Linked DNA regions of Homo sapiens: region 2 is linked to region 1. The links are chromatin loops, found by intact Hi-C in ENCODE. Cell type or tissue: B cell. All regions are shown on one strand. Each heading gives the region's core, and the rest is flanking DNA. Links, peaks and the distances in the headings are about the cores only. Region 1 overlaps UBAC2 (UBA domain containing 2). Region 2 has its middle 24 kb from the start of UBAC2-AS1.

What was found. A loop is a pair of places that touch in the nucleus more often than their neighbours do. Peaks named below come from ENCODE experiments on the same cell type or tissue, not always from the same donor. Only the 100,000 strongest peaks of a DNase experiment are listed, where the experiment ranks them.
Region 2: it touches region 1 in a loop (4-fold over the local background); 3 of 110 quality-filtered maps call a loop at or near these places.

What each region holds. Positions count from the first base shown.
Region 1 is chr13:99,222,996-99,232,779 of GRCh38, reverse strand. The region is part of intron 1 of UBAC2 (UBA domain containing 2); the gene reads right to left. Among named protein-coding and RNA genes, the nearest start is that of UBAC2, 27 kb to the right of the region's middle. RefSeq lists an enhancer at 4,722-4,791. In B cell, for the core only: no CTCF peak of the experiment used is centred there; DNase peaks (open chromatin) are centred at 879, 3,879, 4,697 and 7,469; H3K4me3 peaks cover 2,439 bases; H3K27ac peaks cover 2,192 bases.
Region 2 is chr13:99,172,199-99,181,982 of GRCh38, reverse strand. It overlaps the pseudogene RPS6P23. Among named protein-coding and RNA genes, the nearest start is that of UBAC2-AS1, 24 kb to the left of the region's middle. RefSeq lists enhancers at 18-530, 4,908-4,997, 8,817-9,318. In B cell, for the core only: CTCF peaks have their summits at 4,143, 5,026 and 5,237 (motif pointing left); DNase peaks (open chromatin) are centred at 3,172 and 5,232; H3K4me3 peaks cover 705 bases.

The sequences.
Region 1 (9,784 bases), core at 823-8,822:
TGTTTTTGTTTTTTTGTGTGTGTAGAGACAGGGTTTTGCCATGTGGCCCAGGCTGGTCTTGAACTCCTGAGCTCAAGCGATCTGCCCGCCTCGGCCTCCCAAAGTGCTGGGATTACAGCTGTGAGCCACCATGCCTGGCCTACAGTGCTTTTTCCTAAGGACTTTGCATTTCTGTCGTTTCTCTCTTAAATATTAATAGTTAGCTGCTTGCTTTATCCTAGGTTATACATAAAATTTTAATATTACAGTATCAGTATCATTACAAACAATAAACTACTTATTAAGCCCACTGGGCGAAGTTTAAGATACCTTTGAAGATTTTTTTTTTTCTTTTGGTCCTTAGAGTATGTGTGTGTGAATATATATATATATATCTATATCTCTCAACTAAGGATGGACAGGGTCTTGTGTTCAAAAGCTACTTGAAAGAATTATTTTCCCTAGTGGTTATAACACAGAGATTTGTTTATTTCTGTTTACATTCAATATTAAAGTTTGCTCCTTTCTCAGTTAAAATTTTTGAATATGTTAAATATTTACATTGTTCAAAAACCAAAACCAGGAAAAACAAAGGTTTACTTTCACTTCAGTTATTTATCCCCTCTATCCCATACCCCCAAACCCACTCCCATAGATACACACTTCTAATAGTTTCTAGCTTAACTCCCAATTTTCTTTTTTAAAAAACAAGTAACACACATTAACCTATATAAATACACATGTAGACATGGTACAAAAATACACACACTGGCAGTTCCTCATTTCTGCATAGCTCTGATAGGCACAGACTTCAGTTACCATGATTTGGTAAAACAACACCAGCTCTTCAGTACATAGATCATTATGTCAGTAAGACGTGCATTATGATCAGCAACCAATCATGTATGTCACTTCTTTCTAAGTCTGTCAGTGACTGGTCACTGGGCAGCTGTTATTCCATTCATGCACAGACAGTAAAGTATGTAGTTGTGTTGCCTCATCTTCCAATGATAAATTCATGTGACATTTTACAAAAATAGATCATCAAAAGAGGGAACTAGTCAATACACATGAAAGTATACAAAAAGAGAGCCAGGCGTGGTGGCTCACATCTATAATCCCAGCACTTTGGGAGGCCGAGACGGGTAGATCACTTAAGGTCAGGAGTTTGAGACCAGCCTGGTCAACATGGCAAAACCCCGTCTCTACTAAAAATATAAAAAGTAGCTGGGCGTGGTGGCACGCCTGTAGTCCCAGCTACTCGGGAGGCTGAGGTGGGAGACTCACTTGAACCCAGGAGACAGAGACTGCAGTGAGCCGAGATCACACCATTGTACTCCAGCCTGGACGACAGGGAGAAACTCCATCTCAAAAAAAAAAAAAAAAAAAAAAAATGTATACAGCAAAGCAACAAAAAGTAATAGTGCTGGAAGTGAAATGTGAATCAAATGTTATCAGGTTATAAAAGAAATATCAAACCACAGGAATGTTGACACTGCCACCATTCAAGGTGGGCAGCTAGAGAAACTCAGTGAAGGTGAACTTATCAACAGGAAGGTGACTGTGATAGAATACTGGCTCCCCAAGGAGGTCCACGTCCTAATCCCCAGAACCTGTGACTATGTTGGGTTACACAGCAAGGGGGAGTTAAGGTTGCAGACAGAATTGAGGTTGCTAATCAGATGTCCTTGAGATGAGACTACCTAAGATATCCAGCTGGATTCTATGCAATCACAAGAGTCCTTTTTTTTTTGAGACGGAGTCTCCCTCTGTCGCCCAGGCTGGAGTACAGTGGCACAATCTCAGCTCACTGCAACCTCCGCCTACCGGGTTTAGCGATTCTCCTGCCTCAGCCCCCTGAGTAGCTGGGACTACAGGCACGTGCCACCACATCCAGCTAATTTTTGTATTTTTACTAGAAATGGGATTTCACCATATTGGCCAGGCTGGTCTCAGACTCCTGACCTCATGATCCACCCGCCTCGGCCTCCCAAAGCGCTAGGATTACAAGCGTGAGCCGCTGCAACCGGCCCACAAGAGTCCTTTTAAGTGCAAGAGGGAGGCAGGAGAGTAAGTTTCAGAGTGACAATGTGTAAGAAAGAGTCCACCAGTCACCCTTGGCTTCGAAGATAAAATTGGGTCATGAGTCAAGAAATGTGAGCTGCCTCAGAAAGCTACAAAAGGCGAAGAAACAGATTCCTTCTCAGAGCTTCCAAAAGAAATGCAGCCCTGCTGACACCTTGATTTTATCCCAGTGAGATCCATTTTGGACTTCTGGCCTCCAAACTGTAGGATAATAAATTTATTTTGTTTTATTTATTTATTTATTGAGGAGACAGAGTCTTGCTCTGTTGCCCAGGCTGGAGTGCAGTGGCGTGATCTCAGCTCACTGCAACCTCTGACGCCTCCCAGGTTCAAGCAATTCTCGTCCCTCAGCCTCCCAAGCAGCTGGGACTACAGGCGCTTGCCACCATGCCCAGCTCATGTTTTTGTATTTTTAGTAAAGACAGGGTTTTGCCATGTTGCCCAGGCTGGTCTCGAACTCCTGAGATCAGGCAATCTGCCCACCTCAGCCTCCCAAAGTGCTATGATTACAGGCATGAGCCACTGTGCCTGGCCATATTTCTTTTGTTTTAAACCACCACGTTTGTGATAATTTGTTAGAGAAGCAACAGTACACTAAAATAGTGATTATCATGTCCCTGAGGAAGTGATGCTGGCAAAAATCTACATATTAAGGAAACTCTCAGGGATATTTTGTCACATTGAAAGCAGAGAGAATAAAATAATGGAAACTCAGCCAAACTCAGAAAGGTGTATGACAATTCACAAGGTTTAAGATAGATACTCCCCATAAGTTACACAACAGGAAGAAGGCAAACACTGTTCAAACTGCTCCTGGTAAGTTTCTTACAAAGAAATAAAACCCTTTAATTCTCAATGTCGCTGAAGTTTTTAATAAATTACAGTATACTGTTTTACTATTTTTTCATTTCCCTATGCATTTATAACTATACATTTATAAGAGAAAGTCTAAAGTTTTAACAAAGCATTCTTTCAACGAAGATTTTTAAAAGTCACAGAACAATCCAAATTTTCCCCATTGATTATTAAAATAGCTTTGCCCGGTTTCAACTTGCACGGTCATTTTTACGGTCCTGCATCACCTTGCAAAGCAAGGACTATCTGTGTGTGTTTGTATATACTCTTTCCTAAAACGAGGCTGCAATGTGGTCACTTTGGTATGACCTTCAAGCTCAAATGACAAGTCACTGTCCCTGGTTGTCCAGACCTCCCTACATTCTGGGCCTCCTGCCTCTCCAGCACAACATCCATTGCTTTGTTCTCAGGAGCCTTTGCTGCAATCAAACCGCACAGCTCACTACCTCCTGAACATGTTGCTTTCTGTTTCAATGCCTTTGGAAAATTTTTCCAGACTTAAATCCCCAAATATCATCAATGCCTTCCTTATTAGCACAGATACTCCCTTATCTAAATCTTATGCAGCCTTCAAATTACAGTTGTTTCTACTTTCCTCCATCAGCCTGAGTGAACCATTTTAGCCTGAAGGGCTTTTCCCCCACTCTGCACCCTCGTTCCCACACACTACTATGAGCAGCCAGGGTTTGTACAGTTTTGCTATCCCAACCACAATAAAGATTCCTGAAGGGAGGCCACATGCCTTACCCTTCGCTACATCCACCATAAAGCCTAGCACCGTCCCTTGCACAGATGAAACGTCCAGATCATTAACAGCCAAGATCACAGAAAAGCCTCACTGATGGGGACATTCTCAGATTCTGTGAGATGCACCTTCATCTTATTCATAAGAAATTCCCTGGGGGCGAATTTACCAGTTACAGTTGACACTGTGGTTATTGTACTTGTCTAAGCATATAAAAATAGCCCAACTATTTCCTCTCTGGTAAGGTCTTGTGAGCATCTAAACTAGAACCATTAGTAAAGTGGTTGCATACTTTCTTCATGACCAAAATGCAAACAAGGCTCCACGGAATCTAAAATCTAACCGAGTTCCTCATTGCCTCGTAATTCAAAAGTAGAGGAGAGCACCATGACTATAAGCCTAACCAACCTAAATCCTTTCTCGAGCCATTTCAGCCTCAATTTTCCTCACCTGTAAAATGGAGATGAGAACCTACCTCAAAAGTGTTACGAGAAGAAAATGAAATAAAAGAATAAATATAGGGGCTGGGCACAGTGGCTCATGCCTATAATCCCAGCACTTTGAGAGGCCAAGTCGGGCAGATCGCTTGAGGTCAGGAGTTTGAGACTAGCCTGGCCAACATCGTGAAGCCCCGTCACTACTAAAAATACAAAAATTAGCCGGGCGTGGTGGGGTGCGGGGGAGCCTGTAATCCCAGCTATTCAGGAGGCTGAGGCAGGAGAATCGCTTGAACCCAGGAGGTGGAGGTTGCAGTGAGCCGAGATTGTGCCATTGCACTCCAGCCTGGGCAACAAAGCGAGATTCCGTATCAAAAAAAAAAAAAATGAATGAATATAGAGAATATTGCTCCTACCACCAGCACCATCACAACACCCCGGGCTTCCCCCATTAAAGGCAAGCTCCTTTGTGACTCTGACAGGACTGCAGATGGAGCAGGGGTGATGTAAGTGCAACGGGCAGCTTGATCCATGTTTCCTTCAACTTGGGTTTCCACCTGTCCTTGTGCAATGGGCCCCGTCAGTCCTTCCTCTTCCTTGCCAGCTTCTGAGCAACTCAACATGACTCAAAAAAGTCACCCATCTGAGCTACAAGATTTCACCATAAATTCTTGGTCTCAAGTCTCAAGGTGACACTCTCCACTGACCAGCATTTCCACTGATTTTCTCTAGTATATCTGCTCTACAACTTCTTACCTCACACTATCTCTTCCTCTCTCCTCAAACCTCCCTAATTCACACTCCCAACTTGAATACCAAACTCCCAACACATGCACCAAATGAATAAATGAACGGTTTGCTTTGGTATTCTCAATCATTCTCTAAATATGAGTAGGCATCCACGCTGTACCATGCATTATTCTAGGTCCTGAGGCACAGCAATAAACTGTGGACAAAGTCCCTAGCCTTGTGGTTTGGAGTGTAGACAGGACAGAAAAACAACAACAAACAAAACAAGGTAGATATACATTATGTCAGATGGAAATAAATCCTATGAGAAATGAACTAGGGAAAATAAAACCTGTGGCTTTGTTATTCACCACATATTTCCCGTCTCTTCCCAAACACATGGTAGGACTGCTCCCCACCCCCACTCCCAAATGAAGTGAGGCATGGCAGTGTGACTTGCTCTGGCCAAGTAAATGAAAGCTATGTCACTTCCAGGAGGACCCTTTAAGAGCCAGGGAATCATTCTTGTTCTTTTCACCTGCCAACGTGCAAGATGGTGGTTACTCTATCAGCCAGCTCCCGGGGCTGACGACAGTGTGGAGTGGACCCCTCCTAGGTAACTTGCAGTGGAGATGGAACACCAGTGAGATGCAAGCCTTGTCTCGGGTTCCTGATATTTCAGAGTTGTTTGCTACTGCAGCATAACCGGGGAAGGAGGGGTGCCGTCTTTTTTTGTTGTTTTTTTTTTTTTGAGATGGAGTTTCGCTCTTGTTGTCCGGGCTGGAGTGCAATGGCACAATCTCGGCTCATTGCAACCTCTGCCTCCTGGGTTCAAGCGATTCTCCTGTCTCAGCCTCCCGAGTAGCTGGGATTACAGGCATGCACCACCACAACTGGCTAATTTTGTATTTTTATTAGAGACTGAGTTTCTCCATGTTGGTCAGGCTGGTCTTGAACTCCTGGCCTCAGGTGATCCACCCTCCTTGGCCTCCCAAAGTGCTGGGATTACAGGCATGAGCCACCGCGCCCAGCCAAGGGGTGCCGGTCTTATCCAACCTGGTTAGGGAAAACCTTCTTGTAATGTGGATTTGAGCAGAGACCTGAAGATGTAGGCCTTGCAGATATCTGAGGGAAGGGTGATTCTGGAGGAAAAAAAAGCAAGTACACATGCTTTGAGATGAAAACATGCTCAACATGATTAAGAGATGATAAGGCTGCCAACTGGCAAAAGCAGAATGAGCACAAGGCAGACAGGGAGGGAGCTAACGTCAAACAAGTGGTGATGAGGGGAATGGTCCAGAGCCCTACAGGCCATTATGAGGACTTTAACCTTTCCTCTGGATGTGACAGGGTGCTTTGGGGAGGTCTAAGTAGAGGAATAACATGATTGGACATGTTTTTGAATGATCACTTTGGTTGCTAAATTGAGAAGAAATTACAGTAAGGCAATGGTGGAAGATAGTAAACCAGTTAGAAGGCTGTTAGGGAATCCAGGGAAGAAAGGAGGATGTTCAAACCAGCAGGGTGGAGGTGTAGATGAAGAGGGAGGTTGAAACTGGGATATGTTGTGAAGGTACTGCAGGCAGGATATGCTGACTAACCGGGTGCATGGGCAGATGGAGAAGTCAAGAATAAAATTAAGTTTTGTTCTGGACAACTGGAAGAACTGTTGGCAGTTACTGAGATGGCCCTGACTAAGTTTACTGACATGTTGTCTTTCCTACCTACAAGATCTGGGCCCATCTTGCAATATGCTCCCCCAAGCCTTCACCTGCCAGGTCTCTCTCTCCTCTCTACCAGTGCCACTCAAAATAACCAGTCTGCAAAGTGCTACCAGCTCACAGTGGGGTCAGAGTTTGTGCCAAATGTGAATCAACATACTGCCTCCTTCAGGGATGAAGTCCTGCTATGAAAACATATCAACTAAACATGTGCTGTGCTCAAATGTTACCTTATCCTTTGTCCTGCTTTTTTCATAGCACTTAACAGTGGATTTAATAGTGATCCATCAACTCTATGATTCAAACTGATACACCATTATTTTTAGTGCCACTAAAAAATAAACGCTGCCAAATATAATTCTAAGACGTCATCAATTACAAGGCACGTTCCAATTTTAGAATCATTAAAACGTGGGACCTAATGCATTTTAGAATCAAGGAAATATGTTTATTGGTCTATTGTCCATCCGCCCATCTTCAGTCTCCACTAGAACACAAGCTTACTTAGGGCATCAGCTTTGTCTGGTACATTCCTTGTTGCAGCATCCCTCATGCCTCCAATAGGACCTGACACATAAAGGCAGTCAAGAGTGTTTGTTAAACAAAAGGGGAGTGATGTGAAGGAGGTGCTCACATACTGGCGGGAGGAACCCAAGTGTCCACTGGCAGATGAATGCATAAACGGGTAAACAAAATGTGGCATACACATATAATGGAATTTAATTCAGCCTTAAAAAGGAAGGAAACTGGCACATGGAACAACATGCATGAACCTTGAGGACATTATGCTATGTGAAATAAGCCGGTCACAAAAAGATAAATATTATATGATTCCACTTATTTGCAGTACCTAGAGTAGTAAAATTCACAGAGGCAGAAAGTAGAAAAGTGGTTGCCAGAGGCAGGGTACAGTGGGCGGAGGAAGGGGGAAATGGGAAGTTGTTTAATGGATACAGAGTTTCATTTCTGCAAGATGAGAAGAGTTATAGACATCGGTTGCACAATATGAACGTACTTAATACTACTGGACTATACACAAAAATAGTTAAGATTGTACATTTTATATTATGTACATTTTACCACAATTAAAAATTAAAACTAAATATAAGCAAATATTTACTGAACTAATAACTGACCCTATTTACACAGCCATTTTAATTCTGTCCAGGACCAAACAAACCCCTAAAAATACAGATCTGATAATTACCATTAAGTATTCCTCTCAAAATGAGCAAAAATCACATCTCAGAAACCTATGTGGAAAGCAATAATACACAAATATCCAAACAGTTGCACATCACAGGATAAGTATATAGTATCATTATAGACAACAAGATTCGCTCATCAACTCAAGATTTGTACTTTTACTACGTAAAAATTTTAACTCAAAAACCTTTAAATAGTTATTATTAAACTCTAGGGAATAACAATGCACATTTAAGTGTTTAGAGAAAATGTGACTATAATCTACTTTGAAATGCATTTTTAAAAATCATATGGTACTGATCAAATAAATAAAGGGATTGATATTTGCTAAAGCCAACATAGTAAAATGTTAATTGTGTAGAATCTAGGTGGTGGGTATATGGGTGTTCAGTGTACCCCTCTTTCTACTTTGTGGCATGTTTGAAATTTTTCATAATTAAAACATTGGGTGGGAGGTGCACAGTGAATCATAGAATCTGAGAGCTGAGAAAGGATTTCAATGAAGCAAAAATTAATAGAACTGAAATGGGACGTAGATAAATCCACAAATATAGTTGGAGAATTCAGCACTCTTCTCACAGTAATCGATAATACAAGCAAACAGAAAATCACTGTTATGGACTGAACGTTTCCTCCTAAAATTTGTATGTTGAAGCTCTATGCTGACTAAGTTTGGAGATAGGCCCTTTAAAGAGGTAATTAAGGTTAAGTGAGGTCATAAGGATAGATGGAGCCCTAATTCAATGTGACATGTCTTTTAAGAAAAGGGAGGGACCCAGGGATGCTTGCACACACAAAGGAAAGACCATGTGATGACACAGCTAGAAGCCAGCAGGCTCCTGCAAGGCCCCAGGAGAAACCAAACCCGCCAAAACCCTGAGCTTGGACTTCTAGCTTCTGGGTCTGTAAGAAAATTAATTTCTGTTCCTTAAGCCACCCAGTCTGTGGTATTTTGTTATGGCAGCCCAAGCTGACCAGTAAAATCAGTAAGGATACACAAGACCTGAAAAACATTATCAACCAATTTGGCCTGATTGACATTTATAGAACACTCCACCCAACAACGGCAAGTTACACATTTTTTCAAGTGCATATGGAGCATTCACCAAAATAGACTATATTCTGGGCATAAAAGAGTCCTCAAAAAAATTTAAAGGAATTAAAATCATATAAAGCATGTTCCTTGGCCACAAAAAAATCAGAAGCCAACAGCAGAAAGATGGAAAATCCCCCAAATATGTGAAAACTCAACAACACATTTCTAAACAATATCTGGGTCAAAGAGGAAGTCACAAAGGAAATTAGAGTATATTTAAAACAGAATAAAAAAATGAAGCACAACCAAGCAAAATTTGTGGACTGCAGATAGAGCAATGCTTAGAGGGGAAAATGTAGCATAAAAATGCTTATATTAGGAAGAAAAAAGGTCTCACATAATGGTGTAGGTTACAATCTTAAAAAAAAAAAAAAAAAAAAAAAACAGAAAAAGAGAAAGAAGAGCAAATTAAAACCTAAGCAAGCAGATATAAAGAAATAATTAAGAGTAGAAATCAATGAAATGGAAAAAACAAACTATAATAGAGACAAATCAATGAAACTCAAAGCTGGTTCTTGAGATCAATAAAACTGATACACTTCTAGCAGAAATGATCAGGACAAAAAGAGAGAAGACACAATTATCAGTATCAGGAATAAAGAGGAGGCATCACTACTGACCCCAGAGACATTAAAAGGATAGTAAGAAGTTGCACAACAATGTGAATGTACTTAATGTCACTGAACTGTACACTTAAAAATAGTTAAAACAGTAAGTTTTATGTTATGTATTTCTTATCACTACTAAAATGTCTTATCACAACTAAATTTTTTTTTGAAAGGGAATGTTAGGAAATACTTTACGCCCATAAATTTGATAACTTAGATGAAACAGGCAAACTCCTTGGAAGACACAACCTACCAAAGCTCATTCAAGAAGAAATGGGTAACTTAAATAGTCCTACAGATATTATGAAATTGAATTTATAGTT
Region 2 (9,784 bases), core at 1,069-9,068, 51 kb after region 1:
ATTATTTTCTACAGTTTAGACTGAATTCTAATTTTTCTTGGCTACAAGTCCATAAAATAATGTTTTCAATTTCTTTTCCTTCTTTTTTTCCATTTTTCCTAATTTAGAGTCACTGAAAACTAAGCTGTGTTTTCTTAAAACCCTGCAAACTGAAGCCAGACAACTTGAACTTCAGAAGAAAATAACAGCAACCTATTTACGTACATAAGCCACTTTCATACCTGCCTACTAATGTATGGACTTCAGAGTAATGTGGCTTATATCGATTTTTCTAGGATTGTTCTTTTGTTTGTTGTTGTTTTTTCTCCCTTCCTCCCTGCTATTTTCTCTTCACAGAATGTGAGACTTCACAACCTACTAAAAATGAGCTTTTGGGACTTACCCATCTAGGAATAAACCATCATAGCTATGAGAAATCAGATGAAGCCTGAGACCAGAGACTCATTTTTTTGCAAAATGCTTTCTCCGACAGATTTTACAAAAGAAAAGTGGTGGGGGGCAGGCACAGTGGCTCACACCTGTAATCCCAGCACTTTGGGAGGCCGAGGTGGGTGGATTACCTGAGGTCAGGAGTTTAAGACCAACCTGACCAACATGGTGAAACCCCGTCTCTATGAAAAATACAAAAATTAGCCAGGCATGGTGGTGGGCACCTGTAGTCCCAGCTACTCGGGAGGCTGAGACAAGAGAATTGCTTGAACCCAAGAGGCGGAGGTTGCAGTGAGCTGAGATCACGCCACTTCAGTCCAGCCTGGGCGATGGAACAAGACTCCATCTCAAAAAAAAAAAAAAAAAGGTCAGAAATGTGAAAGGAAAATCTCTTGGGCCCCTAAAATCACTAAGGAAAACTCAAGCTGGAAACTGCTTAGGGCAAACCTGCCTCCCATTCTATTCAAAGCCACTCCTCTGCTCACTGAGATAGATGCATATCTGATTTGCCTCCTTTGGAAAGGCTCATCAGAAACTCTAAAGAATGTAACCCTTTGTGTCTCACCTGTCTGTTACCTGAGTCTTCCTGCCTTTGCTTTAAGTTGCCCCGCCTTTCCAGACCAAACCAATGTACTTCTTACATATATTGATTGATGTCTCATGTCTCCCTAAATGTATAAAACTAAGCTGTCCTCCGACCACCTTGGGTACATGTCCTCAGGACTTCCTGAGGCTGCGTCATGGGTGTGTCCTCAACCTTGGCAAGATAAACTTTCTAAATTAACTGAGGCCTGTCTCAGATGTTCCAGGTTCACATGAGTAACTCCTCTGCATGTCTTCGGCATTCAACAGACACACACTGAATAGGAATTCCCTGCCTCCCTCCTGCGGGGCATGAAGCCAGATGCTAGGATTGCAGAGCTTTCATGGGTGGATGTGCATGGGACAAGTGTGAACACAGTTAGCAGGACAGAGCGGGAGAAGTATCCACCAATGGTTTGACCTGCCCTTAGTCACTTCTCCTGGAAATGACGGAGAGAAGCGTGTTAAGAATTGGGAGAGGGCTGGCCCCAGTGGCTCACGCCTGTAATCCCAGCACTTTGGGAGGCCAAGGTGGGTGGACTCTTTGAGCCCAGGAGTTTGAGACAAGCCTGGGCAACATGGTGAAACCCCCATTTCTACAAAAAATAAAAAAATCAGCTGGGCATGGTGGTGTGTGCCTGTGGTCCCAGCTACTCTGGAGGCTGAGGTGGGAGGATCACTTGAGCCCAGGTGGTGGAGAATGCAGTGAGCCATGATCACACCACTGCACTCCAGCCTGGGTGACTGGGTGACTGAGCAAGACCCTGTCTCTAAAAAAAATTGGGATAGGATATGAGCTCAGAGAGCTCAGAGCTGGGCTCCACAGGACATGGGAATGGGGTGGAGTCAAAAGGACCTGTGGAAGTTTTGGAATTGAAGAGGAAAAAAATGTTTTATCCTCTGAGGCTGACCAAAAGGAAATTGGCTGCAGAAATGTTTGTAGATTGTGGTGGGGGTAGGACGATGTTTGAGGTCACCTATAACAGCTTCAATTTTCTGGATGAAACGAAAGACCAGCTCATTCTTCCTAGAATGAGGGGTCTGGGGCTAAACCCAGGACCTGGCAAGGGCATTAGAGGTTTGAGATAGTGGCTAGGTGGCTGTCTTAGCCCATTTTGTGCTGCTATAAAACAGGATACCTGAGACTGGGTAATTTATAAAGATCAGAAATGCATTTCTCATTGTTAGGGAGGCTGGGAGGCCCAAGACAGAGGCACTGGCTTCTGGTGAGGGCTTTCTTGCTGTGTCCTCACTTGGCAGAAGAGTGGGAGAGAGTGAACCCCTTCCCACAAGCCCTTTGCATAGAGGCATCAATCCATTCATGGGGGTGGAGCCCACGTGACCTAAACACTTCCCAAAATGCCCCACCTCCCGACACTGTTGCATTGGGGATTAAGTTTCCAGCCCATGAATACGGGGGTACACATTCAGACCATAGCAGGATTACATCAGTTAGGGTTCCATCAGGGGACCAGCAGAAACACCAGTAATATGAAAAGAGAGAACTAAATACAAAGACTTGTTAACTACATATAATATTCACCAGGTAACTGAAGGTGTAAGGAATAAGTCTGAGATATCACAGAGGAAGCAGCTACCACCTCTCAGGCTGGGCAAACGGAGGGAAGCAGGTCCAATGATTAAAACCTTGAAACTTGGCCAAGTGTGGTGGCTCAGCCTGTAATCCCAGCACTCTGGGAGGCCGAGGTGGGGGATGATGGATCACTTGAGGTCAGGAGTTCGAGACCAGCCTGGCCAACATGGTGATACCTAATCTCTACTAAAAATACAAAAATTAGCAGGATGTGGCGGTGCATGCCTCTAATCCCAGCTACCTGGGAGGCTGAGGCAGGAGAATCGCTTGAATCTGGGAGGTGGAGGTTGCAGTGAGCCAAGATCATGCCACTGCACTCCAGCATGGGCAAAAAAAGTGAGACTCTGTCTCAAACAAAAACAAAAACAAAACCTTGAAACTTAGAGGAGTGGTCCCAGGGGACTGGGACCAGACCTCTGAGAAGGACGCGCTGGCCAGCTGGTGGCGGGCTGGGAGTGGTGAAACTGGCTCTGCTGGTGTTGCAAGCACTGGCATCTGGATTCAGCTGCTGCTGCAGAAAGCAGCTGCATTTGCTGGGTGGAGTGTCCCTGGGGTATTGCTCAAAGGGGCCCCAAGCAGCAAGGAGGTCACGAGCCCCTCCTTCTTCCTCAGCTTCCTGTAGCACCCCAAAATGGTAGAACCCAACTTGTGGTTTGCAGAGTCTCAGCCCAACATCACAAAGCCAAGCAGAGAAGCCTGGGTTTGGAGTGAGAGGCAATAACTTAGTAACTGTCATGGGGAACGCACAAAGCCATCCCTCACTGTATGAGTGACATTTAGGGACTGTGCAGGCACATGAGTCTGTATATTGGCTGAATTTCTTTCCTTTGCCTTCTGCAAATCATTTCGTATTCTCCTAGGCCCTTGCCATATTGGAGAAATATCAGAAAATCCTTAATGGGTCTCCTGGTTCAAAAGGAACTGACCAACGATTACAAGTGTCTATCAACAGATGAATAAATAAGCAAAATGCAGCAGAAACATACAATGGAATATTGGCCTTGAAAAGGAAGGAAATCCTGACCTGTGCTCTAACATGGAAGAACCTGGAAGATCATCTGCTAAGGGAAATACGCCAGTCTCAGAAGGACAAATACCGAGTGATTCCACTTATATGAGGTGCCCAGAATAGGCAGATGCCTGGAGAGGGGAAGGAGAGTGGTGGTTGCCAGGCCTGAAGGAGGAGGGAATGGGCAGTTGTTGTTCGGTGGGTCCAGAGCTTCAGTTCTGCAGGATGGAAAATGTTCCGCGGATGGTGGTGGTGGTGGCTGCACAACAGTGTGAATGCATTGAATGCGTGTGACTGCACACTGAGAAATGGCTAAGGCGGGACGTTTTACCTGATGTGGATTTGCCCACAGTCACATATTTTTAGAAAGGAACTAGGCTGGCTGCAGTTGCTCATGCCTGTAATCCCAGCACTTCGGGAGGCCAAGGCAGGTGGATCACTTGAGGTCCGGAGACAAGCCTGGCCAACATGGTGAAACCCTGTCTCTACTAAAAATACAAAAAATTAGTCGGGCATGGTGGTGCGTGCCTGTAGTTCCAGCTACTCAGGAGGCTGAGGCAGGAGAATCACTTGAACTTGGGAGGCAGAGATTGCAGTGAGCCAAGATTGCGCCACTGCACTCCAGCCTGGGTGACAGAGTGAGACTCCATCTCAAAAAAAAAAAAAAAAAAGAAAGAAGGAAAGAAAGAAAGAAGTAAGAGAAAAAGAAAAGAAAGAAAGAAAGAAAAAGAAAGAAAGAAAGAAAGAAAGAAAAAGAAAAAAGAAGAGAAGAGAAAAGAAAAGGAAAGAAAGGCAAGAAAAGGCCGGGCGCGGTGGCTCACGCCTGTAATCCCAGCACTTTGGGAGGCCGAGGCGGGCGGATCACGAGGTCAGGAGATCGAGACCATCCTGGTTAACACGGTGAAACCCCGTCTCTACTAAAAATACAAAAAACTAGCCGGGCGCGGTGGCGGGCGCCTGTAGTCCCAGCTACTCTGGGGCCTGAGGCAGGAGAATGGCGTGAACCCGGGAGGCAGAGCTTGCAGTGAGCCGAGATCGCGCCACTGCAGTCCGGCCTGGGTGAAAGAGCGAGAGTCTCAAAAAAAAAAAAAAAAAAAAAAAAGAAAGAAAGAAAAGGGAAGGGGGAAAGGGAAAGGGAAAAGGAAAGGAAAGAAAAGAAACTAGACAGAGGTTAGAGCTGGAGGACATGGGTGGGCGCCCTGAGCCTGATGTGTCACATGCCTTCATCCTCCCACCTTGGGTGAGCAGCATTTTCCAGGCTTTGCTTAGTGAGTTCTGATGTGCAACTGTCTTCGTCGGCCCTGCTGCACACCCACTACAGGTGTATATGAACAGGGACGGTCTGCCCCTCTGGTGGTCCCGGGAATAAAGAATTGATTCCAGCAGATGATAATATAACAGCTAATATGGAGTGTGTTCAGCATGCCAGGCACGTGTGTGATCCGCAGCACACCTGTGTTGTAGAGCCTGTTATCACCTCCATTTTACGATGAGAAACCTGAAGCTCAGAGGGGTTGTGTCCAGCCTCCGGTCACCCACCTGCCAAGTGCAGAAGCCGAGGTAGAACCGGGCTCTCCGTCCGGGATCTCGTGCCCTTCACCGCGGGACTCTACCTCCCCCTAGTGGACCATCTAGCCTTGCATGGTCTCACATCCAGTTTCTACACAGGTGGGATACCCAGCTGTCTCCACTCATGAGAGGTAACTTCGCATTCGCTGTTTGCTGTTCCACAAGCATGCCCCTTTCTCTTGCCCTAGCTCCACGCTGGCTGTGTTCCAACAAGTGGCAGCAGTGCTGAGTTTTGCTGCACACCCAGCGAGGCACCCCAGACTCTCACCTGCCAGGAGCACCCCTGCGGGCTTCAGAGGCTTGTGGCAGGATTACCAGGTGTTCCTTACCATGGTCCGTCAATTCCCGCAGAAGCAACCCTGGGAGATTTAAGAATCTTCTTAAGCTTCTGTGGCTGTGGAGATCCTTGGAATGGTAAAGAGACTTCCGGATTTCTTTCTATAGCCCAGCTATGTAAAGTACTTTGTGGAGTCAACTACCCTCCAGGTTTCTCCCTTGATCGGAGGGGTCTGCGTGGGATTCTGAATGGGGGAGGCATCCATTGAGAAGAGCCTTTTCCACACCATGCAGGCACCGTGGATGCCTCTGGGATTCTGGCAGGTGAATCTGGGTATCCTGGGTGATACTGATGGCTTTTGTTTTTTGATGCAGGATCCATCTGAGGTACACATATTGCGTTTAATTGTTATGTTTCCTTTTAAATTTTAACTTCTCTTTTCTTTTCTTTTTTTTTTAGATGGAGTTTCACTCTTGTCACCCAGGCTGGAGTGCAATGGCGTGATCTCGGCTCACCGCAACCTCTGCCTCCCGGATTCAAGTGATGCTCCTGCCTCAGCCTCCTGAGTAGCTGGGACTACAGGCACCCACCACACCCAGCTAGTTTTTGTATTATTAGTAGAGACAGGGTTTCACCATGTTGGCGAAGCTGGTCTTGAACTCCTGCCCTCAGGTGATCCTCCAGTCTCTCAGGGTTACATGTGTAGGTTTATTTTTTATTTTTTATGTTTTAATTTTTTTTGAGAGAGATTCGGGCTCTGTCGCCCAGGCTGCAGTGCAGTGGTGTGATCTCAGCTCACTGCAACCTCCACCTCCCAGGTTCAAGTGATTCTCCTGCCTCAGCCTCCTGAGTAGCTGGGACTTACAGGCACGTGCCACCATGCCCAGCTAATTTTTCGTATTTTTAATAGAGACATGATTTCACCATGTTAGCCAGGATGGTCTCGATCTCCTGACCTCGTTATCCATCTGCCTTGGGCTCCCAAAGTGCTGGGATTACAGGCGTGAGCCACTGCACCCAGCCTGTAGGTTTATTGTATAGGTAAACTTGTGTCATGGGATTTTGTTGTACAGATTCTTTTGTCACCCAGGTATTAATTACTCATTAATTATTTTTCTTTAGCCTCTTTTAATCTAGAATAGTACCCCCTTACTACTACCTTCTTGGGTTTTTTTGGTCACATGGAACTTTTGGGGTTCAGGTGAGTTTACTAGATTGTCCCCCGCTCCATGCTGAATTCGTATAATAGTTGCTTCATGTTTGGATTCAGATCAAATATACTTTGTAGGTGATGGTTTGTACTTCTCACTGCCTCATATCAGGAGGAACATAAAACCTGACCTGGGAATCACACAGTCAATAAATGCGTCTTAACAATATATTACGTTGTGTGGTGCGCTGAGTCCCCTGCTATACAATGAACACACAATGGGAGCCATTGATATGATTGGGACATGCAGAGATAATGAAAACCAAAGGGCAGGTTTGTGGGTTGGCAATAGGTGCACTTAACAGAAAATTCAACTCACAATAGTCCATCCAAATACAAGTCAGGAGGCAGGCAGCCCAGAGCTGATGCAACAGCTCCACCTAATTCAGGATCTTGCTCTCTTTCACTCTGCCATCACTGGGGTGTGGCCTTGGGTCTCATGAATCCAAGATGGCTTCTGCCCCCCAGACATTGGGACCCCTTCCAGGCAGGGAGGAGGAAAGGGGCATGCCAACTGCCCTGATCTCCTTTTAAGAAGCTTTCCTGGGGTGGCACCCAATGATTCTACTCACACCTCATTGGTTGGAACTGAGTCACATGCTGAACCCAACATGCACGATTGGGAAATGCAGTTGTCAGGAGCCTTGCGATCCTGAGCAAAAACATGGTTCTTTTAGAAAGGAAGAAGGAGAGAATGGATATTAGGTAGGCAATTGGGAGTCTTTGCCCTGAAGAATAAGGCAGGCTGGGGTTTGTTTTGTTTCTTGATGTGTGATTTTATTGTTTGTTATTCTTAGAAAAATCTCTTTTTTGTTTGTTTGTTTTGACAAGACTTAAACTTGGAGGTAGAATTTATCAAAGAGGACAGCTCTGTCTCTTGGCTATCTGTTCTTGGCAATTTGTTTGACCTCCTGCATTCTCTTGACCAAAAGTTCAGCATGTTCTGCTCTGCAACCTCTTATTTTCCTAAATATGCTGTTTTTTCAGAGCAATAGACGTACATTTGTGTTGCTGGACACATGGAATAACAAGACTGAATCTTGGGTGCTTTACTCCCAGGTCTCTTACTTTCTTTGTTTAGGGGCTTTCTCACAAAACACTGGTGTTCATGATCTTCTTAAGGAAGATGGAAATGTTTGTGGATTCTGCTATCTGTTCTGAGCCCCAGGATAGAGGCCCAGTAGCATCAGTCAGTCCAGGAATATTCTTCTTTCCTTTTTAGCTGATAGTTAAATTGAGAACACTCAGATTGGCATCCGTAGTGCAATCCAGAACAGACTTGAATTTTCTTTAAAAATTTTTTTAAGATAAAAGGTCTCACTCTGTCACCCAAGATAGAGTGCAGTAGTGTGATCACAGCTCATTGCAGCCTTGAACTCCTGGGTTCAAGCAATCCTCTTACCTCAGTTTCCCTAGTAGCTGGGATCACAGGCAAGAGCCACCACACCCAGCAGACTTGTGCCTCCTTTCTCCAGTTCTCCTTGGTCTCTAACAAGAATGCCCCTTACGCAATGGCACATGGGCACGGCCATGGTCAGGACATCTTGCTTCTTGGGGGAGACTTGCTTGTTGTTCCCCTCACTGTCTTGGACCACATAACCCTTCTGTTCTTTTCACCCAGAGCATCAGAATACACTTCTCAAAATTGGTCCAAAGTTCGTGTTCATCATCCACTTCAATGAGCTCCTGGCAGCCTGTGGCTGGGAAGATCAGCTTCATCTTGAAGCAGCTGATCACCTCCAAGTCCCCACGAAAAAGAAAAGACAGATTTTTGATGGCTAGTGAGACAGCTACACAGATTATATCAGGGTTTAAAAGTTCCCACAAGCCATTAAAAAATGGATTATTCCTGAGATCCTTTCCAAGATGGCCAAATAGGAACAGCTCCGGTCTGGAGCTCCCAGTGTGATTGACGCAGAAGATGGGTGATTTCTGCATTTCCAACTGAGGTACCTGGTTCATCTCACTGGGACTGGTTGGACAGTGGGTACAGCCCACGGAGGGCGAGCTGAAGCAGGGCGGTGTGTCGCCTCACCCAGGAAGCGCAAGCGGTCGGGGAATTTCCCTTTCCTAGCCAAGGGAAGCTGTGACAGACTGTACCTGGAAAAACGAGACACTCCCACCCAAATACTGTGCATTTCCCAAGGTCTTAGCAACCGGCAGACAAGGAGATTCTCTCCCGTGCCTGGCTGGGCGGGTCCCACGTCCATGGAGCCTTGCTCACTGCTAGAGCGGCAGTCTGAGATTGAACAGCGAGGTTGCAGCCTGGCTCGGGGAGGGCGTCTGCCATTGCTGAGGCTTGAGTAGGTAAACAAAGCGACCGGGAAGCTCAAACTGGGTGCAGCCCACCACAGCTCAATAAGGCCTACTGCCTCTAGACTCCACCTCTGTGGTCAGGGCTTAGCTGAACAAAAGGCAGTAGACAACTTCTGTAGACTTAAACATCCCTGTCTGACAGCTCTGAAGAGAGCAGTGGTTCTCCCCAACACAGCGTTTGAGAACGGACAGACTGCCTCCTCAAGTGGGTCCCTGACCCCCGTGTATCCTGACTCGGAGACACCTCCCAGTAGGAGCCGACAGGTGGGTGCCCCTCTGGGACGAAGCTTCCAGAAGAAGGATCAGGCAGCAATATTTGCTGTTCTGAAATATTTGCTGTTCTGCAGCCTCCACTGGTGATACCCAGGCAAACAGGGTCTGGAGTGGACCTCCAGCAAACTCCAATAGACCTGTAGCTGAGGGACCTGACTGTTAGAAGAAAAACTAACAAACAGAAAGCAATAGCATCAACATTAACAAAAAAGACATCCACACCAAAACCCCATGTGTAGGTCACCAACACCAAAGACCAAAGGTAGATAAAACCACAAAGATAGGGAGAAACCAGAGCAGAAAAGCTGAAAATTCTAAAAATCGGAGTGCCTCTTCTCCTCCAAAGGATTGCAGATCCTCGCTAGCAATGGAACAAAGCCAGATGGAGAATGACTTTGACGACTTGACAGAAGTAGGCTTTAGAAGGTTGGTAATAACAAACTTCTCTGAGCTAAAGGAGTATGTTTGAACCCATCGCAAGGAGGCTAAAAACCTTGAAAAAAGGTTAGGTGAATGACTAACTAG